4 separate regions of the Homo sapiens genome follow, and regions 1, 2 and 4 are each linked to region 3. Evidence: read pairs that join two places in POLR2A ChIA-PET (ENCODE). Cell type or tissue: HepG2. All regions are shown on one strand. Links, peaks and the distances in the headings refer to the core of each region. The heading gives the core; the rest is flanking DNA. Region 1 has its middle 34 kb from the start of VEGFA. Region 2 overlaps MRPL14 (mitochondrial ribosomal protein L14). Region 3 overlaps TTBK1 (tau tubulin kinase 1). Region 4 overlaps CUL9 (cullin 9).

Region 1 (5,476 bases), core at 331-5,330, 460 kb before region 3:
TAAAAAATAGGGGCTTCATGTCGGCAATAGCTCTGTAACTGCAGCCCCTCTAACCACCAGCAGTGTGGCAAGAAGGGCATGCATACACACACACTCACACACCATACTCACAGACACACCACACACACACAGACACCCCCACACACACGCACAGGCACACACACACACAGACACACACACACCGACACCACACACACACCACAGACACACACACAGACACCACACACACACACAGACACCACACACACACGCAGACACCACACACAGGCACATACACACACAGACTCACACACACACAGATACCACACACACACACAGACACCACACACACACACAGGCAACACACACACACACACACACAGGCAACACACACACACACATAGATGCCACACATACAGACACACACAGACACACAGACACCATACACACTCACATACACAGACACCACACACACACACACAGAGACACCACACAACAGATACACACACAGAGACACATACAGGTGCCACACACACACACAGATGCCACACGCACAGACACACACACAGACACCACACGCACACACACACAGACATGCACAGATGCAGACACACACAGACACCACACACACCACACACACACAGACACCACACATACACATAGATGCCACACATACAGACACACACACACACACACACACACACACAGGGGCTGAGATGGTCTAAACTGGTGTCAGCTGGATCCTGAGTCTCAGGAGAAATCTGGCACATGTCGTCACAACCCCAGCCTCCCTCTCACATCCCCGCCGCTCCCAAGCCCAGCCCTCAGTGGGACCAGCTGTGGCCACATCAGCTCCCCCTCAGCAGGCTCTCTCTCTCTCTTTTTTTTTTTCCTCTCTCTCTCCTTTGCACAGAAGGGAGTCCCAGAGCCAGTTCCCTTGCCCGGAGATGTTCCCAGCCCCAGGAGCTCCCAACCCCTTTGCAGGCTGGCTGGCCAGAGAGAGAATTTCGGACAGGATTTAGGCCTGGAATTTCCCTCCAAATGGGCGGTGTCGATCAGGTGAGCCAGGTTGCTGGGCTGGGGGCTGAGTGGAAAAATTTTATCTGTCCCAACCCCTTCTCCCGATGACTCAGGCCCACAGTGGCAGTGAGTCTGGGGAGGGAACAAGACAGGAACCCACAAAAAAATTTTCCCTTGTCTCTCTGGCTCTGCCACTGCCCAGCTCCCCTCCCCCATTAAACACACGCCCCACCTCACCACTCACTACAGCCACTGCCCGTACCTGGGCAACAGCCATGGAGCCCACACATCCCAGGCCCTTCCTAGCTCCCCTGGAGCAGGGCTGCTGGCCCACCGCCACTCGGGCCTTCCCCACGCCAGGCAGCCTGGACGGAGAAACGTGTCCCTGATGAAGGCCAGGGTGCACACTGGGGTAGGGTTGCCAAGTGTTACAAATGAAAATACAGGACACCCATGGGCCCATGCAATATTTGAGGCCTACTTATACTAAACATTTATTTTTTGCTTATTCTTTCTATGCAGAAGGGAGTCCCAGAGCTGAGGACTCTGAAATTCATATTTAACTGAGAAGCCTGTATTTTATCTGGCAACCTCTTGTGAGGGGCAGGGGTGGGGGTGGGGAATACCTAAGGCACCCTCTACACCCAGGATCACCCATTGTGCAAGACCTTCCTGTGCCCCCACCGTGTCACCCTACAAGGCCTTTGGCCTCAGGGCCTCTCTCAGCCCTTCCAAGCCCCCAGGCACCAGACTCTCTGAAAAGGAGAACCCCGGCACCCCAAATCAACACCAGACAGGGAGCCAGCAAGGATGTGGTGGAGGAATTTTTGGGGAGTGATTGTGCCTCAGGATACTCCATGCCCACAGCCTCCAGCTTCAGCTGGAAGGCCACAGTGGGGAAGGGGGCCCACAGCTCCAGGGGACCTCTTAGACACCCCTGTCTTCTACTCTCTTAAGTTTCTGCCCAAATCTGCCCCTCACCCACGGTCTGGTTGAAAGTATGTCTCTTTCCCTCTCTTCTTTTTTACCCCACATCCCTCCCAAAACACTCTTGCCCATGACTTTGTAATATTCCCCATCTCAAAGCCCCAGGTGAGGGGCTTTGTTGAGAAAACAGGGAAGCAGGCAAGAATTGAGTTTCATCAGCCATTTCTTCCTTCACCAGATGAGCACCTCCCATGTGCAGGCACTCTGTTAGGCCCCAGGACAGCAGCACCCAAGGCCTCACAGTGCTCACATCCCGGTGGGAGGCAGAGGACTTTCACCTAGCAGTGAGGGAGGGGCTGAGGCAGATGAGAGAAGGACAAAGGGCCATAGCTGCCTTTGGACTTGCAGATGCACCTAGCCAGCCACTGAGTCTAGGCTGCGGCTGTTGGGGGCTTCTCCCCCTCCTCCTGGGATTTAAATTGGGACTCTGTTGGCCCTAACTGTGGGCTGGCTGGCTCTAACAGTAAGCTCCCTGAGGGCAGGGCCACAGCCTGCCTGCCCCTGTGTCAGATGTTCTCTGGAGATTGAGGTGTTTTGACTCAGGATTGATTGACAATTGTCTTTGTGGCAGCAGCTGCCTCCGGCCTTGGGGTGAGGGATGGGTAGAAGCTAAAGGACCCTCTTGTCCCAGAGACCCACCCTCTCTTTCCTGGAGATTCCCACACCCACCTGCAGTGGAGAGGGCAGGGTCAGGACCCATTGTCCGGATGGAAAGACCAAATCCCAGTGACTCACCTAGAGTCATGCAGCTCATGGGGGAAGGGTAGAACCAGGAGAAGAACCTGGCAGGTTCAGAGCACCCCTCAGGGCTCCCACAGCCTCCCTACCTCCACCCACCTGCAGCCTTGTCTGGTGATGCTGTCTGTTTCAGGCAGCTCAGGCTGTTATAACCAAATACTACAGACTGGGTGGCTTACATAACAGATGTTTATTTCTTCTAGTTCTGGAGGCTGGGAAGTCCAAGATCAAGGTGCTCGTGAATTTGGTTTCTGATGAGGATTCTCTCCTCTTCCTGGCTTGCAGACAGCTGCTTTCTCACAGAGACAGAGAGAGAGAGACAGCCAGAAAACTCTCTGGTATCTTCTTACAGGGGCACTTATCCCACCATGGGGACCCCACCCTCATGACTTCATCTAAACCCAATTACCTCCCAAAGGCCCATCTCCAAATACCATCACACTGGAGTTTAGGGCTCCAACATATGAATTTGAGGGAATACAATTCAGTCCATGTCACTGGGCAAGAGGGAAGACTTTGAGACTGTGACCTTAGTAAGGCTCTTTTACTCTTTCAAGTAGATCAGTCATAAGTAAGGCTGGGTGCGGTGGCTCAGGTCTGTAATCCCAGCACTTTGGGAGGCTGAGGCCAGCAGATCACCCAAGGTCAGGAGTTCAAGACCAGCCTGGCCAACATGGTGAAACCCCGCCTCTACTAAAAATACAAAAATTAGCTGGGTGTGGTGGCACACACCTGTAATCCCAGCTACTCAGGAGGCTGAGGCACGAGAGTCATCCCTTGAACCTGGGAGGTGGAGGTTGCAGTGAGCTGAGATCATGCCACTGCACTCCAGCCTGGGCAACAGAGTGAGACTCCATCTCAAAAAAAAGAATTGAGAGAGGGAAGAGAAGGGTTTCTCTGACCTTCGGGACCCTTGAAAAGGGCCAGGGCAGGGCACACCACAGTCTGGACCCCCTGATGCCCGGGTTCTGAGTATGGCTCAGCAGGCCTTCCCCGACCTGCTTCACTGGGAATCCTGACTTCTGACTCCATGCGTCCTGCCCAGGTTGTTGCCTCCATATCTTTACACATCCTTCCCACACGTTAAGTTTGCCTTGAACAATCAGGTGCTGGCAAAAGTCAAATGTCAGACTGGATGGTCCAGTGGGCAGAGCACTGAGCTGTGAACCAAGCAGAGACAATCTGGCCACTGCCAAACCAGGCACTCCCCCACAGAATAGCCTCTGGTCTCTTGGTCAACAGCGAGGATTATGTTGTTGAAACAGAGGCTCCCTGAACCTGCTAGAAGTGAGGCTTCCCTCACTCCACCCCAAACACCCCACCAGTAAACTTGGACGCTTCAGCAGGGAGAAACTGGGAGTGGGAGAGGAGAGAGAGGCTCCAAGCAGGCCCATAATATCAGAGCTCTAAGGAAGTGTAGAGACCTACCAGACAGTAGACAGAGAGGGAAACTGAGGCTGTGGGGATAAAGGAAAGAAAAGGAGGCACCCAGAGCTCTGGGTTCTGGTCCTGGCTCAGCACTCTATGGCCCTGGGCTGGTCCCTTTCCCTCTGTGTGCTCCGGGCCTCCCCCCAGGCTTGCTGTCCCAGGGTTCTAACTGAAGCACCTTGCCCGAGGAGCTCAGGCCCAATCAGTCAGCCGCAGGTGGACTCCTGATTTCACCTCCAGGCCCCTGCCTTAGCCAGGTCCTGGGGACTTATGGCAGATGGGCTGGGGCAGGGGGAGGGGTGGGGAGAGGAGGAGGGGGAAGAGGTAAATGTCACGCCAGGGAGGGGCAGCAGGGAAGGGAAACTGAGTGTGTCCCTGGCTTGCCCCAGCCTGTCCCTTACATCCGGGGAAGGGTGAGAGTGACTGTCAGCTGGGGAAGGGGGGCAAGAAGGGTAAGCTGGGGAAGGGCAGGGAACCCCCGTCTGAACTTGTTGGGGCAGCCGGATGTAGCAGTTTCCGGCTGATGAAAGGGCCCTGATTGATGTGATAGTGACTGACTCTAACCCCCAAATCCGAGTTCTTCCCATCCTCCCCAACTTGGGCACTCCCAAAGGCCCACTTTGGAGACAGGCAAAAGCCAGAGAGAAGGGAGAAGAGTGGGGCTTCTCCTGCCACTGGGGACAACACCCCAAGGACAGGGTGGAGGGAAGCTTGTCTAATCTTTCCCACTCCAGCCCAGCAGGGACCCGGGCCAATTCGAAGTGTGGAGGGAGGGGGATTGAGCCAGGATCAGAGGGCAGGGCCAGGGAAGAGGTGCAAAGGCCTTGCTCCCTCCTCTCCCCGTGTTGGACATTCAAATATACATGTACAGCCCCAAGGATGGCAGGGAGGAGAGCAGGGAGTGTCACTGAGCATTCATTTTACAACCTGTCTAGCCATTTGCCTTTTGCCAGGCCCATATAATAATAGCAAACATTGGTTGAATGTAGCAGGCATCCTTCTAAGTAAGAAGTTTAGTGCATGACCTTGCTGACTCCTCACCACAGCCCTACGAGGTAGGTGCCATCATCTCCCCTATTTTATGGATGAGGATATAGCAGCCCAGAGTGGTTAAGGAACTTAACCTTAGGGAGAGTGGAAATGTGAACCCAGACTACACTGCCTGGAGGGGGTTATCATGGGATAGGGGGACAGAGCCAACTTGTAACCAACCTGTAAACAAATAATGACCTTACAAGCAGGAAGAGTTTCAAAAAGAGATGTATGAGGTACAATGAGTCCCTGGAGGAGGGGCACAGTGGACAGGTGTTGAAGGGGAAAAGGA
Region 2 (5,476 bases), core at 346-5,345, 830 kb before region 3:
TTCCCAGCAACATGTAAATAAGAAAATTAGGGGACCGGGCGCGGTGGCTCACGCCTGTAATCTCAGCCCTTTGGGAGGCCGAGGCGGGCGGATCATGAGGTCAGGAGATCGAGACCATCCTGGCTAACACGGTGAAACCCTGTCTCTACTAAAAAATACAAAAAATTAGCTGGGCATGGCAGCAGGCGCATGTATTCCTAGCTACTTGGGAGGCTGAGGCAGGAGAATGGTGTGAACCCGGGAGGTGGAGCTTGCAGTGAGCTGAGATGGCGCCACCGCACTCTAGCCTGGGCGACAGAGCGAGACTCCGTCTCAAAAAAAAAGAAAATTAGGGAATGGTGTATTCTGGGGAAGCAGGTTTTTCAGGATAGGCAGTGGGTGAGGCCTAGCCCATAAGGGATTCCTTTAAGTCCTTAGAGTCCTTTTGGAAAGCAAAGGCTTTAAGTTATGGCTGCTGTGAAGTTCATTGTCACAGAAAAATTGGGTTCTCTTTAAAACCCATCCAAATTGAGACCTTGACACAACAGCAGAAGCTCTCAATTGTGAGGAAACTGTTGTGGGTACAGATAAGTCTTCACAAAGTCCTGACTTTCTGTTGCTGCTCCTGGACAGCACTCTGCTCTGTGTGTGTTGCTGACATGTACATTCTCCCTAGCCTTGACCTCTCAGAGGCCTGTGCACCCTGACCATAAGAGATACAGACTGCAGACTTTTTTTTTTCCTCCCACCAGCACCACTGGGAGTCTGAGTGCGATTCAGAAGATGACGCGGGTACGAGTGGTGGACAACAGTGCCCTGGGGAACAGCCCATACCATCGGGCTCCTCGCTGCATCCATGTCTATAAGAAGAATGGAGTGGGCAAGGTGGGCGACCAGATACTACTGGCCATCAAGGGACAGAAGAAAAAGGCGCTCATTGTGGGGCACTGCATGCCTGGCCCCCGAATGACCCCCAGATTCGACTCCAACAACGTGGTCCTCATTGAGGACAACGGGAACCCTGTGGGGACACGAATTAAGACACCCATCCCCACCAGCCTGCGCAAGCGGGAAGGCGAGTATTCCAAGGTGCTGGCCATTGCTCAGAACTTTGTGTGAGTTGAGCCCAGGCCTCTGGTTGCAGGACTCGTGAATGGAGCAGTTCTGAGAACCACCCTTTTGCTAAGGGAGCTTGGGAGCCACATGGCTGCTCCCTTCACACTGGGTAACAGTGTAGTATCCTGTGAGAGAATAAATGTATTCATTTATGTGTTTTTCCAGAGCTTTCTGGGATGTGGGAAAATAAATTACACTGAAGCAGTTGAAAGGTGGCTTACCCGAGTCTGGCCACACGGGGTAGCATTCTTTACATGGAGCAGCCTTGGTGCCAGGGTCTGAGCCCTTGCTTTTCTGGTTTGGACCCTATAAGTTCATCCAGGACTGTCAGGCCCTGGAAAACTGAGGTACACACCAAATGCCAATTTATAAATGTACCATGGCTCTAACCAAAAGATATTTGTTTTTATTTTTCTCATCCAAAATATCCTCTTCCTGTATTAGTGGGCTTGAGGCTTTAAATGGTTATAAAGATGACCGGGTTAGCATGGAATAAGAGCAGAGAGGCTGATTTAATCTAGTGAACATTTCTTTTAGGCAGCAGTAAAGCCCAGACAGTAATCCTTTCTTTATTCTCGATAGTCTGCCGGAACACTCCTCTGTGCCCAGTAGCAGAGCTTCCTTCCTGGACTGCTGGAGAAATGGATACATTCTTAAATTTTGCAGATGACATAATCTTGGGCCTGTGCAGGTGATTCAGTGACAGTTATCTTTCGTTCATCTGTTGGTCTGCATGGGAAGATTTAGAGGCTCCCTTAGTTTCTTTAGTGGAACCTCATCAACTTATTTGTAAATTCTTTTTTTTTTTTTTTTTTTCGTTTTTGAGACGGAGTCTCGCTCTGTCACCCAGGCTGGAGTGCAGTGGCACGATCTTGGCTCACTGCAACCTCCGCCTCCCGGGTTCAAGCAATTCTCCTGCCTCAGCCTCCTGAGTAGCTGGGATTACAGGTATGCAGCACCACACCCGGCTAATTTTTGTATTTTTAGTAGAGACAGGGTTTCACCATGTTGGTTAGGCTGTTCTTGAACTCCTGACCTTGTGATCCACCTGCCTGGGCTTCCCAAAGTGCTGGGATTACAGGTGTGACCCACTATGCCCGGCCCTTTTTTATTTATTTATTTAGAATACCTTAGGTAGTTAACTCATTAAATGAGTAACTAATCACAGTGGCTTCTGAGAGTCAGAGTAGGATAATAGTTAGGAACACAGGCTCTTGTAGCCAGACTGTAAGGGTTTGAATCCTGACTCTACCACTTAATGACTGTAGGCAAATTATTTTACTTTTCTGTGGCTCAGTTTCCTTACCTGTAAAAGGGGGATGTAATAATGGTCCTTCTTGATAGAATTGATGTGAAGATTAAATGAGTTTGTACCTGTAAGTGCTTAGAATGATAACCTGGCAATAATAAGCACTCAGGTTGGGCATGGTGGCCCATGCTTGTAGTCTCAGCTCCTCAGGAAGCTGAATTAGGAGGAGCACTTGAGCCCAAGAGTTGAATCCAGCCTTAGCAACATGGCAAGACCTGTCTCTTTAAAAAAAAAAAAAAACACAAAACACTCAATAGATACTTTTAGAAATAGGAATTAGCTATTTCCTATTGTCACGACTGCATGGGTCAGCACTGAGAAAACAAAGGTGAGTAAAAGCAGGTGCGGCCCCTGCCTTCCTGGAGCTTATAGAGTCCCAGGGGAAACTAACATGAATCAATTCCTCAAACAAGTGCAAAGTCCCAAGTGTAGCAAGGGTCTGTGATAAAGGAGCTAAGAGTTTTTCAATGGGATCAGAGGCAGCTCCCTGAGGAAGGATTGCATCAGCTGCAGTCCGAATAGGTACAGTGATAGAAGTCAGTAGTGGTTACCTGGTGGGTAGGGAAGGTGTAGACTGGAAAGGGGAAAGAGGGAAACTTCTGGGTCTCAGGAATGTTCTAAATCTAGATCTGTGTGGGAGTTCCATGAAGATAGACATCTGTAAATACTTACTGAGCTGTATACTTTAGTGCACTTCACTCACAGTGAAATAAATGAATAGGCATTAGCTAGGTGAGAGAAGAGGAGGAGATGTTGCTGGTAGAAGGAAGGGCATGTGCACAAACCCTGTGACAGGAGGGAATGGGATAAATGCCAGGTCTAGAAGAAAAAGCCAGTGTGGCTGGAGCCACAAGAGGGAACATGGTGTGGGTTGAAGCCAAAAGAGGAGTGGGGCCTTACGAGCCCTCGGAAGATTTTCCTCATACTGGGGGCACTGGGATGTTGTTGGAGAGTAATTTAGCAAGTGGGATAAAGCTGGTGGGAGGGGAGACATGGTTAGATTTGCTCTGCAGAGAGCTCCTCAGGGAGGCCAGAATGGGTGAGTGTGTGCTTTGCAATAGACTATATGCGAGGTGATAATATGGACCAGGATGGTGGTGGAGGGCAGTGGGCATCTTTAGGAGGTGGAGTTGACTTGGTAATGGGTTAGTAATGGGGAATACTAATGGGGAAAGGCCAGGGATGGGTCTGAGGTTTCCGGCTTCTATGCCTGGATGGTTGGTTGTGTTGAACTTGGAGCTAGGCTGGAGGATTAGGGAGGAAGAGCAGTTGTGGGCAAGCTGAATGGAGGTGCCTTTGAGACATTGAAGAGATGTCGAGTAGGTAGCTGGATATAAATCTCTTAAATTGGAATAACACTGAGGACACTGAGTTTCAGAGGTAAGAGGTGATTTCTCAAGGTTCTACAGTTATGAAGTGGTAAAGCTGGTCTCAGAGCTGGATCCTGTGACTTCCAACCCAGGGTCCTCCCACAACATCATTGGGTCTTCCTTTCGTAATTGATGAGTCTACTCCATCTTGACCTGATTCTTACTAGCTGTGATTCTAGAGGCTGATGTTCTGATTTTCCTGAGTTCTGTGGGCACACCTTGGAGTCCGTTGCCCACTGAACGTTGACTGCAATGAGGCAGAGGCTCTTAGTTTTACATCTTCCATTGGAGGAGCACATCGCTCCCCAGGGCTCCTCTGACTAAGCCTGATTCAAGGTACTCTGGGTATTTTAGGAGCTAATATCCTTTCCTTCTGGCCCTCTGGAAGGACATGCTCTGCTGCAGTGGTTGGATGTGGCCAAGGAGGAGGAATCATCGAAACCAGGGCCTGCTTTGCCAGTGGTGGTTCTCTCCAGTGGCAGGAGCTGGTGCTCAGCAGGTTCTGAATGTCCCTGCTTTCTGTGCTACTTCCTAAAGGCTGTGGGAGGTAGAGAACCCTGGCCTGAGGCAAAGGGAGGGTGGAATTGTTCTTAGCCTGGCACCACTTGCTCAAGGGCTGGACCTTTGCTCTCACTGGGGCAGCTTGACCCAAGCTGCCTTCTGGCTTCTCAGGTGGCTTGCTTTCTGGGGTCAGCCTCACTTCTTCCTCTGCCCTTAGTCAGCAGGAAGTGTCTTCCTTTCACGTGCTTGCAGGGTGCTGCCTCCCCTCACCTGCCTCCCTGCTGTTGAGGTTCACCAGAGTCATTCAGATGACTCTCCTCTGTCCTCGCTGTCCCCTCCTCTGGTCTTCATGGACTTAAACCCTCTCCCCAAGGTGTTCTGTGCTGACCGCTGGAAGGCTGTGGTTTCAACAAAGACTGTGGCCAGGGCCTGTGACGCAGGCCCTCGCAGCACAGCCCAGAATAGCCTCGGCTTTGCTGCTTTTCCAGCTGCCCTATCACTTTGCAGGCTGGAATCTAATTTGCTGTCCACCCTCTCCACCCCAGTCTCTCAGCCAGTGCTGCTTTCTTTGCCCATAAAATATTTATAATCACAGATTATGTTTCCCTGTGAATATAAACTTGCTTTTGTTGTTTTTCCCCTTCTGTGCCCTTAAGAATCTGCCCCTGACAGGCCAAAGGGCTTTATTCTCTGGGTTCATGGACTTCATCACACTTTCTTTGCTGAAGTGGCTAGCTCCGCTCATGATCCTACTCCCTCTGCTAGATAACTGCTGAAGAAATGTGAGGAAAGAGCTCTAGGTTAGTTACTGTAGTCAGAGACCTGGGTTCCAGATGGAACCCTGCTGCTAACTAGCCACAGCCTCTGGAGGAGTTGGGAGCTTATTGCTTGAGGGCTTGGTGCTCAGGACCTCTGGCCAGTGGGTGTGACTCCTAAGGACCAGCCACATTGAGGGATGTGCTCTTGGCTGTTGATGAGGTGAGGGGGACCTGACCAAAGCATGTGCAGAGAGGCCTTGCCACCATCGGCACTCCTGAAGCTAGTCATCTCTGGCACAGATGTCCAGTCCGCTTTCTGTGTGCCTTTGGGAAGTAGCACAGAAAGCAGGGAAATTAAGAGCCACTAAGTACCAGCTGCTGCAGCTGAGGAGAAGCACTCACTACTGAGTTTCTCCCCTGAAATTCTCAAGCCCAGCCTTGCA
Region 3 (5,476 bases), core at 291-5,290:
GCCGAAGCCTCCATGCAAATAGCACAAAGCCTGGTGGAGAGGAAGGCAGAGACCTCCAAGGCTGAGGATCTGTCCAGGGCTGTGGCTGCTCCCCTTCCCAACTGCCATGATCTTCCCTGTAATCAGACCATCAGTGAGGATTTGGTGGGGGTGATGCAAGAAGATAGCTTCAGATTCCAGCAGGACCCCAGCAACCCTGTTTGGGCCAGGTAGGGAACTTTCTTAGAAAACTTTTCTTAGTTAGAAAGTTTTCTTAGAAAGCTTTCTCAGAAAGCTCCCTACCTGGCTCAAACAGGGTTGCTAGGGTCCCCTCAGCCTGGGGAACATGGCAAAACCCTGTTTTCACTAAAAATACAAAAATTAGCTGGGCGTGGTTGTGCACGCCTGTGGTCCCAGCTACTCGAGAGGCTGAGGAGATCAAGGCTGCAGTGAGCTGTGATCGCACCACTGCACTCCAGCCTGGGCAACAGAACGACACTGTCTCAAAAAACACAACAACAACAACAACAACAACAAAAAACTTTGTCCCCTCCACATATAGGCTGGAAGTGTCCAGAAGAATTTACTTTTTCTGCACAATATTCGTTCTTATTAATCCATTCATTCATTTAGCAAACACTAAGCACCAACTGTGTGCCAGGCCTTGTGCTGGGACACTTTGCCAGTCACCAATGTTATGGCTAGAGAAAATGGCTGGATAGAGGTGGAGGGGCTGCTGTAAGCTCCCGGATGAGTGGGGACCATGGGGTGGGTGGGTGCTGGCACTGAGAGTCAGGGACAGGTAGACAGACAGAGAGCTCTGAGCATGTCTCTCTCCCAACCACCTCTGAACTCACCCAACTGGCACCAGCACATCCTGCCCAGTAGGGATGGCCTTTAACTCCACCAGGCCACCCATTCTCCTCAGAACCTTTACCTATTGTCCCTCTCTAATCCCTGGCACCTTGGTTAGAGACACCCTTTCCTTTGCTCTCTGGCCAGGCCCTGGATCTCTCTGAAAAGGCCCCATGTAGAGGATGGGATCCCCCGCAACACACACACACAGTGCTCACATTGGATGGTTGTAGGTGGAACCCTTTCTCCTGCCTCCAAGCCCTCCCCTCCTATTACCTGGGAGAGAGGAGGAATGAGAACTGGAAATCAATGATCAGTCATAAAATCAGACTGGGAAACTGAGGCACAGAGAGGGGCATGGATTTGGGCATTGGTCCAGGTTATGAAGCACATCCACCAGGGTGGCCCAGGACCCAAAACTCTTTCCAGTGTCTCCCACTCAGTCCCACATGGGGACACCTGGAACCCTCTGCCTTTTGGGAGGAAGAGCCCTGAATCTCAGGGTGAGGACAACTTTGCCCTAAGGATCACTGCCACCCCCACACCAACCTAGGCATGCTGGCTTTTCGGTTTCAAAGTCCCTCTGCCCTTCCCCCATCTGGCTCTGTGCTGGGGAGGGGCAGAGGCTGGGCTCAAATTCCTCCCTCCTCAGAGAGTAGCCTAACCGTCTCCCTGCCTCTCCTGAATGCCCAGTGAATTATTCATCCATTTGCCCATTTGATCTTGAGTTCATTCACTCAGCCAGTGATCCACAGACACCGTCAGTGTGCGTGGCTCTTTAGCTGTCTGACAAAATTCACACCTTCTTGCTTCCTTCTCAGGGCAGCAACCTTTATGATTCTAATCTGCTTATTGTGGTTCCCAGGCCTGGCTTGGCACAACATTGTCCAGAGTTGCTTTTTAAAAATACACAATCCTGGATCCTACCCCCAGATTCTGTAGGTCAGAGAAGAGGCCCAGAAATCTGGCTGTTTTAAAGCTCCTTAGTGATTCAGAGTTCAGCCAAAGGCATATATGGTAAGGGTTCGGCTGTGGGGAGAGGAGGAGGACAGGCCAATCAAACTGATACCCTCAGAGAGAATGAAAGCCCCAGCCCCTCCCCTCCATGCACTGTGCCTCATCTAGAGGGCTAGGCCTCACCAGCTCAAGAGCCCAGCCCAAGTCCATGTTTACTCCAGTTAGGAGGAAAAGTGAAGGGAGAGGATGGACCAGACTCTGATCTTCAATTGCCACCAACAAAACTGGGCTCTCATGCCCTTGGGGAAACTTCTCTGACACCGACACTGGAGACGGGGCTCCACATAGCCCCACCCTTAACCCCCACACAGGGTGCATGGAGCCACTCCTGCCTGGACCCCAGCCAGCCCCAGACTTCAGGCACTGCACCCCGGCCCACAGTCCCAAAGTCCAAGATGTGGGGCTGGGAGGCGATGTGTGATGAAAGCAGGAGGGTGAGCCCTGGCTCCCCACTCCTCCTATGCTGAGGTCGGAGGCTTGTGCCTCTCACAGCAGTTCCTCCTCCTCTCTCAGAAACTGCCTCGTGCATGCCTCCCACCTCCTCTCCTCCAGTAGGGAAGAAGCACCCCCAACACCCCTGCTCCACCTGCGAGGAGATGAGATGTGCCTGCATCACCTCTGTCAGCTCCGCACTCAGCACCGCCTCTCCCAGACCCTTCACTTGCATTTGTCTGTCTGTGCCACCACTCTCCAAACGTCTCTGCCAAGCCAAGAGCCCTCCCTCCACTCCACCCCACACCCAGGAATGCCGGGGAAGGGGAAGGTGGCGGAAGGGGTAAGATGACCCGGGAACGTGGCCACCTACCCTGGGTCTATGCAGAACCACACCCACTTGACCCCACATCTCTGTGTCCAAAACCCACCCTTGCCTGCCCCAGGGCGAGGAGCTGACAGCCTGTGGGGGGCGTCTTCTAAATGCCCCGGGGCTTTGGGAATGCAGCTGGAGCTTGCCCCTTTGCCTTTCTGGTTGGCAGTGTGCGGGGATGGGGTGGAGGTATGGGGGGGCCTTCCTCTTTTACATTGTCCTCCTCACCTTTCCCCTCTCTCTCCAGTCTCAGAAGTCTGCCATTATTTCCTTCTTAGTGGCCCACCCCTCCCACTGACTGAGTTCTCCTTCAACCCATGTTCCATCCCTGCACCCCCAACCCCAGGTTCTCACAGTCCATGCTCCAGTGTCCCTCCTTGGCGGGCCACCCCCACCCTGGCACCCCCAAGGCCAGGGCTGCATCTCCCATATCTCTCAGATTGCCCATCGTAGCAGAGGGCCAGTGGGAGGCTCCTCAGTACAGTGTCCTCTCACAGGCCTCTGGCATCCTAGCTTTCTAGTCCCACCAGACACTTGGTCTCAAAAGCCTGATCCCATACAGAACTGATCACTGGGCCTGGTGGGCCCAGCCCCCTACTTCTACACACCCTCCATCCCCACCCGGAAGTTGGCAATTTGGAGCTGAGTCCCAGAGACCAGAGTCCACTCACCCCTTCCCTCCCCACCCGTTCAGTGAAAGGAGACTGCCAGCAGGGCAAGGGTGACTCAAGTCCAACTAGGCCCAAACCTCTGGGGTGCCCTCCTCACCCAGCTGCCTGGCTAAGGTGTGGACGAAGCTCATCCACTGACCCAGAACTTGCCCACCCCTCAGTCCCAGAGTCAGCAACAGACTAACCCCTGCCCTCTGCCCAGCCCGGCGACCTCAGAGCCAGGGTCTACACTGAGAGCTGGGAAAGGAAGGGGGAGGGTGAAAGAAAGCAGGCGGAGGCGCAGGTTCCTGGAAGGCGTCTTTAATCAGGATTTGGTAGTACACAAGCTCTCCGGATTGTCTGCATTAACATACAGGGACTTAAAAAGGCACAAAATCCCTCGCACAGCGACGCGTGACGGCGGGGCGCCCCCTCCCCGCCCGTGCGCGGCCGTGTGCGCGTGGGTGCGTGTCCGTGTCCCACCCCCGTGGCGGCGCCGCGCGTGTGCGTGTCGGTTTCAAGTGTTGGATTTGTACAGTACTCGCAGTCTAGGGGCAGGGGGCTCAGTGCATGCTTTTCTACCCGGGCCTGGGGCCACCCCCCGACGCCGCTATGTACACTAAGGAGGACGCACCCCGGAGAGAGAGAGGAAGAAAAAAAGCGTCCCATCTTCGTGTGCGTGTGTGTGCGTGTGAGCGTGTGTGTGGTTTTGAGTTTTTCGTGCATGCTTCCGCTGGCCAGGGTCGGGAAATAGTGCAAGCGTATAATACAGTATTATTGCAGTACAAAATGGGGGGTCGAGGGAAGGACTTACGATGGGAGGGGAAGGCTCAGGAATAAACCGACTGGGACTCAGGACCTCCGCGAGGGTCCTCTCGCTAATCCCCTTCCTATCCCTCCCCTACTCCGCCCCCACCCCGCAATTAGAAGGCGTCTCCTTACGCAGGAAGGGGCTCAGCTGGGCCCCGGTGCTGAGTTTCTCTCTCCTACCAGTCCCGCTTCTCCGGGGGCAGGGGCCAGCCCCTCTCCTCGCTCGACACTGAGAACTCTGAGGGCCCGGAGCCCCGCCCCCTCCCCCACGGAAGCCCCTCCGAGCGGGGAGCGGGGTCGACGGAGCAAGTGCAAAGGAAGCAGATGTTGGTCCCTGAGTTTTATTTTCGGGGGTGGGGGTGTGGGAAGAGCTGGAAATGGGGGGGCATGTTTGGTGACCCCCAGGGCCCTCAGTGGTGGGGTGGGGCAGGGGACGCGGATTGGGGCGTGGGCAAAAAGGGGGCTGTTGGGTTGCTCTGAGAGACCTGGGCTCAAAGCTCTGCTCCCCCTCAACTCTGGGCTCTTTGGCATCCAATTGCAAGGCCAATTATTGGGGCGGGGTGGGGGGCAGCCCGACGGGCAGTGAGGTAACGGGAGTCAGGGGTGGGGCGACAGGGCCCTCCGAGCCTGGAGGCTTAGCCGAACGCCTCCGCCTGTCCCCATCCGCACCCCAGCCTGGCAGCACTGAGGGGAGCCCCACTCCAGCCCGCCCCCGCCCCGGGGCCAGGGACCCAAAGGCCGCCAGCCAGCAGCAGGGAAAAGCAAACGAAAACGGGCGCGAAGGCGGGGCGACGGGGGCGGCGGGGGACGCGAACCCAGGGGAAGCCTCGGCGGCGGGGTGGGGCGGGAGCGCGGCGGGGCCGAAGTCCGGCGGGGGGTGCAGGGCGCCGCGGGGCGCTGTGTGGGGCGGGCCGTACATTCGTGGCGCTGGCCGCGGGGGCGGGCGGATGGACGGGACCCCTGGCTTGGGGACCTGCGGGGGTCCGGCTGCGCAGTCCTCGTGCCCTCCCGGCCGGGGCCGCTAGTGCAGGGTCCGGAGAGTGGGCGAAGTGCGCGCAGCTACGGAGGGAGAGTGTGTGAGTGTGGGTGTGAGTGTGAGTGCGTGAGGGCCGGTTAGTGAGTGGCCAAGTGGACCCCACTGCCCGCACCCCCACAGCCTGTGCAGGGAGGGAGGGTGAGTGGTGGGACTGACGGCGGAGCCAAGCGGAGGAGAGTCTAGGAAGGTTGTAGGAAGGAGTCCTGTGGGCTCCATTTCCCCCTCCTCTCCACCCCTTCCCCACCCCTCATTTGGAGGAAGCGGGCACTCAGGCTTGGGGCCTCCTGGGCTGGGACGCCCACTGGATGGTGTGTGGGGAACCAG
Region 4 (5,476 bases), core at 305-5,304, 79 kb after region 3:
CCATTTTGCACATATGCTGTCCTTATGCCTAGAATATTGCCCCCTCTTTATCTACCTAATTTCAATGTCAAAACCCAGCTCAGTCACCCCCTCCTTCCAGAAGGAAGTCTGCTCTCATGCCTGTCAGTCTCAGGTCCACATGTGGACCACAATGCTTTTTCTTACTCTGTGCTCTTACTTGATTTTCTAGTGTAGCTCCCCAGCTGGAATGTAGGTACCATATCTTATTGTCCTTCTATTTCGAGACCCTTGCACAGTGCCTGACACAAATGCCTGGCATTAAGCAAATGCCCAAAGGAGAAATGGATAAGTGAGCTGTTTATCTCCCTCAACACTAAGCACAGGGCAGTGCCATCTGTACCTGTTGGAGTACAGATCACCAGACTCTGGGAGTGAGGGGATGTCTATACTCAGCAAAGGCAGGTCAATGTGTCTATGTGTTCACTGCACAAAATAGGTTTGAGTGTGTCCCTCAGGCATTGGGGTTATAGCTGGGGTTGTGTGTATCTGGGTGCTTTGGGGAAGTATCCTGGGGCACAGCAGAACATTCATATATGTGTGTTCACACCTAACAAGAACACCACGGTGCATGTGCAGGGTGATGTAGTGGGAGCCGGTGCTGCCGTTGGACTCCCAGTAGGTCTTGGGGTTGTGGTCCGTCAGCTTGCTGGCTCGGTGCGGGTTGGAGGACACCTCCACCTTCTCCCAGCACTTGTCCTCCTTCACTTCCACACTGGAGCCTGGGGGCAAGTGGGAAGGGGTGGCAGTCACAGCTAGGTTAGTTGAGAGGAAAAAGGAAAAGGTCTAAGGAGCAGGAAGGGAAGGGGAGAACAGACACTGGATGGGAGCCAGGAGAAAGCAGATGAGGGCACTAACCCTGGCAGAGATGCCTGAGGAACACATCAAAGAAGGGGATATTGATGGGTTGGTGGGTTCGTCTGTGGTCTTCGATCTGGCCCAGCACCATCTGCAGCCGGAACATCAGGGAGAATGAGGAAGAGGAGAGGGAGGAACACAGAGAAATGCCCAGAAACAGGTAGAGAGAAAAAGTCAAGGGTCAACGGTATACTCAACTCCTCTCTCCCCACATTTTGACAGAACCATGTGGAGTCAAGGTTAGGAAACAAGTGCCCCAGATTTGCTACAACCTGTGCCAAACAGGGATACCAAAGAGGAACACAGTGAATCCCCTTCTCCTGCTTCTGACTTGCATTCTCTCAGCTGCATACCCACAGCCGCTCCTCACCTGAATGCAGCCGGCCAGGATGCTGGAGGTGAGGTTGCTATAGAGCTGTGCGTACTTCTCACACTCTGTCACCAGGTCCCGAAGCTCACAGCCCAGCAGCAGCTGAGCTGAGTGCTTGTCCAGGACTTTGGAGAGGATCTCTTTTGCTCCCAGGCAGCAGAGCACCACAGCATAGTCCTTATGCATCGAGGCCAGGCGATGTAGGAAGCAGGTCAGCTCCTGAACAATCTGAGCCCAGAGCCACATAGATTAATTTACAGGAAACAAGAGGTAGGACATGTAAGGATTGAGGAGAGGGTTCAGTAAAGGAAGTGTCGTGGCTGAGATTGTGGAGACATGCCAACGCCCAGGGAAACAAGAGTACCAAATTCAGGGTGGAGTAAAATAGAGGAGTGCTGGGACTCCAGAGTGAGTTGGCAGAACAGAGCTTGGGCACAGCTTTCCAGGCTGCTTCCTGCCCAGGCCAAGCTATGTTAACCCTGGTGCCTGAGCCTTGCTCTCCAATGCACAAACCCGGAAGGGAGGACAGCTGTCTGGATTGGTGAATGTGGGCTTCTCCTTAGTCCAGAATCTAAACTCCAAATCTAAAATCATCTAAAAGGTTTATACTTCAAAGATTCCAGTTCTGGAGATTCTTAGATTACATTACCCTTCCTCCTCCTACACCCATCCCAGTGCCCCAAGATCCATTCAGAAAGGCTCTGCTGTGCCCTCCAGAGCCTCACAAGGAGTTGGTGCCCCAGATGCTGCCCTTCCCTCTCTTCTCCTTGCCAGGGTTCTGGTACCTCGGAGTCACTGCTAGGGCCACTCAGGCAGTTGAGGCAGGGCTCCAAGACCTCGTGCCAGGGGAGGACCATTGCCTCAGGGAAATCCAGCAGTCGGGTTATGACCCTGGTGAGGGGGTAGAAACGAGTGAAGTCAGGCCAGGCACAGTGGCTCATGCCTGTAATCCCAGCACTTTGGGAGGCCGAAGTGGGCGGATCACCTGAGGTCGGGAGTTCGAGACCAGCCTGACCAAAATGGAGAAACCCCATCTCTACTAAAAATACAAAATTAGCTGGGCATGGTGGCACATGCCTGCAATCCCAGCTACTCGGGAGGCTGAGGCAGGAGAACCACTTGAACCTGGGAGGTAGAGGTTGCAGTGAGCTGAGATCGTGCCATTGCACTCCAGCCTGGGCAACAAGAGTGAAACTCCAACTCAAAAAAAAAAAAAAGAAAACAGAAAAGAAACAAGTGAAGTCCCTGAAGTCTGCCAGTTTCCCTCGTCCCAATGCATGGTGCCTCAACAGGCCCCTCACCTCAGCACAGACAGCAGCAGAGTCTTGTTGGGCCCCGGAGCATCCAGAGTCCGCAGCAACAGGAGGAAAGGCTGGGTCTCCTGCTGGAGGCGCTTGAGGAGGGGCCTCACGGCACCTCCGGGGCTGCCCTCACGGCACAGCACACGCTCCAAGTCCAGGAGTAGTTCTGCAGATGGGCCCCCAACCAGGGATCGAATCAGTAGCTCAGGGGACCCATCCTGACCCTGGATGATGGGGGTCTCTAGTGCTGCAGCCAGACACACCAGAGGGAAAAATGTGGATGAAGAGTCTTACCAGTTTGTCAAACTGAGAACTGGGAAGGTCCAGAAAATCACCCCAAAATTTTCCTTCTATATTGAGGATGTCTATAGTTTTTAACCAAACTATGAGGGGTTTTCTTTCCTGACCCCAAATACAAACCTAATCAGATTTGAAAAAAAAACCTAGTATAGCAAACACTGTCGAGTTAAACACAAGACATTTTAAATCTCTTATAGTCCTATTATTAAATGTTAGTTATAGTAAATATTAACTATGATGATTATATCCCTGTACTACCTGCATGGTGGCTTTAGGTACACAGACTAAAAGATACATACATATTTCCTATTTTGTAGGAATACACAGAGCGCTGTCACCCAGGCTGGAGTGCAGTGGCATGATCTTGGCTCACTGTGACCTCCAACTCCTGGGCTCAAGTGATTCTCCTGCCTCAGCCTCCCAAGTAGCTGGGATTACAAGCACCTACCACCGTGCCCGGCTAATTTTTGTATTTTTAGTAAAGATGCGGTTTCACCATGTTGGCCGGGCTGGTCTCAAACTGCTGACCTCAAGTGATCTGCCTGCCTCAGCCTCCCAAAGTGCTGGGATTAAAGGCATGAGCTATTGCACCTGGCCACGTATTTCCTATTTCAATATCCCTCCACACTTCTAGGTTTTCACTTGTTTTTCAATCACAAAGGGTTTCTTCCCCAGTATCAATATCTAATGTTTCCAGGCACAAGTGTTCTGTACCATAAATTATAATTTCTCTTAAGAAGGCCTCCCTATTCTGTGAAGAGAAAGTTAAGCTTAGGCCAGGCACAGTGGCTCACGCCTCTAATCCCAGCACTTTGGGAGGCCAAGGCGGTCAGATCACGAGGTCAGGAGTTCAAAACCGGCCTGACCAACATGGTGAAACCCTGTCTCTACTAAATATACAAAAATTAGCTGGGTGTGGTGGTGCGCACCTGTAATCCCAGCTACTCAGGAGGCTGAGGCAGGAGAATTCCTTGAACCCGGGAGGCGGAGCTTGCAGTGAGCAGAGATCGTGCAACTGCATTCCAGCCTGGGCGACAGAGTGAGACTCCACCTCCAAAAAAAAACCAGTTAAGCTTAAAACAAAAAAAGAGAAAGGCTTCCCTAGATGTCATTTCAATGAGTCTTCTACTGTCCAATAATACTGGGCCAAACCTAGCCCAGATGGATATGAATCCACATATGTTTAAAGCCATTCAAGAAGGCAATTTCCAGCCAGGTGCAGTGGCTCACACCTGCAATCCCAGCACTTTGGGAGGCCGAGGCAGTGGATCTCCTGAGGTCAGGAGTTCCAGATCAGCCTGGCCAACATGGTGAAACCCTGTCTCTACTAAAAATACAAAAATTAGCCCGCTGTGGTGGCAGGTGCCTATAATCCCAGCTACACAGGAGGCTGAGGCATGAGAATTGCTTGAACCCAGGAAGCAGAGGTTACAGTGAGTCGAGATCGTGCCACTGCACTCTAGCCTGGGAAACAAGAGCAAAACTCCATCTCAAAAAAAAAAAAATGCAATTTCCTTGCACATATTCCACAGTCTCCCTCTTCTTGGTCGGGAAGTTCTACTTAAGACCTAACTTGAGCACAATGCTTGCTCATTTCCTGAAGTTTCCTTGTATCTTTCCAGTAAGGAGCTGATATGTAAACCTGGCTGGCACTGTGTGATTCCTCTGCAAAACCACCCCTCCACAATGGTACCTGCACGCTCAGGGCTGCCCGGCGGCTCTGAGTAGCGATTGAGAAGCATCATGAGGATGGTGCGTGTGGTAGGCATAGGTTCTGTTCTTGGTGCTATCCCTGAGTGCCTAAACAACGTGTCTCTCAGCTCTTGGGTTATAATCTGGTCTCCCAGAGTGTGGTGGTTGCACAAAAGTAGGTTGAGCAGGAGTAAGCCATTTCTCGCTGCAGAAGAGCACCTGGGAGGAGGGAGGTGACCAGGAAGAAACTGAGAGACCATGAATGCAATGGAAGCAGCAAAGCAAGCATAGAAGGCCGGGCAGCTAGGGAGCAAAGGGCTCCAGTGGGCCCTCTGAGCCAGGACATCTGATCCCCTGACCTTGGGCCACTCCTCCCAAACCCATAAAGGGAAGTCAGTGTGTCTCTGCCCTCTCTGGGAATCTCCCTATCCCCAATCCACTTGGGTTCTCCTCCAACAACAGTTGGCAGCGCCACCAATGCTTAATCCGGAGGTGACAGCGTGAGGGGAATTTCTGTGGAGTACATGAGCCTGGAGCACAGGAGTAGCAGGGTTTGGGACTAAGCAGGAGCCTGGAGTTGGGAAGGTAATGCCCTGACCCCTCAGTATTCAGCATCAGGATCACGGCTGCAGGGACAGTGAGGAGCAGGCTCTCAGAGCCCGGGCGTGTGGCTGAGTCGATGCTGGCGAAGATCTCTCTGGTCATCTGAGCATCAAACAAAGAGTGGATAGAATCTCGGCCAGTAACAAAAGTGGGGATCTCCGAGGAGCTGGCGACGGCCAGCATCTTCAGTGCCTGTGAGGGGGATGTGAAAGCAGAGTGAGGAGGGGGCAGAGTCACCATGAGGAAAGGTAGGCCTCATTCTAGACCTCAAACTTTGGGGCAGCTGAGCTGTTTGCAGATAGGTAGAGTAGGAGACAGAAATGGAAGAGGTAGT

What was found. ChIA-PET counts read pairs that join two places held together with the same protein. Peaks named below come from ENCODE experiments on the same cell type or tissue, not always from the same donor. Only the 100,000 strongest peaks of a DNase experiment are listed, where the experiment ranks them.
Region 1: POLR2A ChIA-PET joins it to region 3 with 17 read pairs; 1 of 35 experiments calls an interaction of 5 or more read pairs at or near these places.
Region 2: POLR2A ChIA-PET joins it to region 3 with 5 read pairs; 1 of 35 experiments calls an interaction of 5 or more read pairs at or near these places.
Region 4: POLR2A ChIA-PET joins it to region 3 with 5 read pairs; 5 of 35 experiments call an interaction of 5 or more read pairs at or near these places.

The regions. Positions count from the first base shown.
Region 1 is chr6:43,733,298-43,738,773 of GRCh38, reverse strand. No RefSeq gene overlaps it. Among named protein-coding and RNA genes, the nearest start is that of VEGFA, 34 kb to the left of the region's middle. RefSeq lists an enhancer at 4,575-4,764 and a silencer at 4,868-5,162. In HepG2, for the core only: no CTCF peak of the experiment used is centred there; a DNase peak (open chromatin) is centred at 2,253.
Region 2 is chr6:44,109,465-44,114,940 of GRCh38, reverse strand. MRPL14 (mitochondrial ribosomal protein L14) reads left to right here. Exons shown (of 3, transcript NM_032111.4): 3 at 732-1,490. The coding sequence ends at 1,098. Among named protein-coding and RNA genes, the nearest start is that of MRPL14, 15 kb to the left of the region's middle. RefSeq lists an enhancer at 4,637-4,806. In HepG2, for the core only: a CTCF peak has its summit at 1,337; a DNase peak (open chromatin) is centred at 2,830.
Region 3 is chr6:43,274,799-43,280,274 of GRCh38, reverse strand. The region is part of intron 13 of TTBK1 (tau tubulin kinase 1); the gene reads right to left. Among named protein-coding and RNA genes, the nearest start is that of SLC22A7, 21 kb to the left of the region's middle. RefSeq lists enhancers at 1,688-2,342, 2,343-2,998 and a silencer at 4,738-5,037. In HepG2, for the core only: CTCF peaks have their summits at 2,757 and 5,004; DNase peaks (open chromatin) are centred at 1,484, 1,964, 3,304 and 4,894; H3K4me3 peaks cover 1,894 bases.
Region 4 is chr6:43,195,927-43,201,402 of GRCh38, reverse strand. It overlaps CUL9 (cullin 9), which reads right to left. Exons shown (of 41, transcript NM_015089.4): 10 at 5,138-5,334; 11 at 4,541-4,758; 12 at 2,548-2,794; 13 at 2,032-2,137; 14 at 1,247-1,474; 15 at 877-967; 16 at 569-740. Among named protein-coding and RNA genes, the nearest start is that of CUL9, 16 kb to the right of the region's middle. RefSeq lists a silencer at 206-406. In HepG2, for the core only: no CTCF peak of the experiment used is centred there; a DNase peak (open chromatin) is centred at 4,942.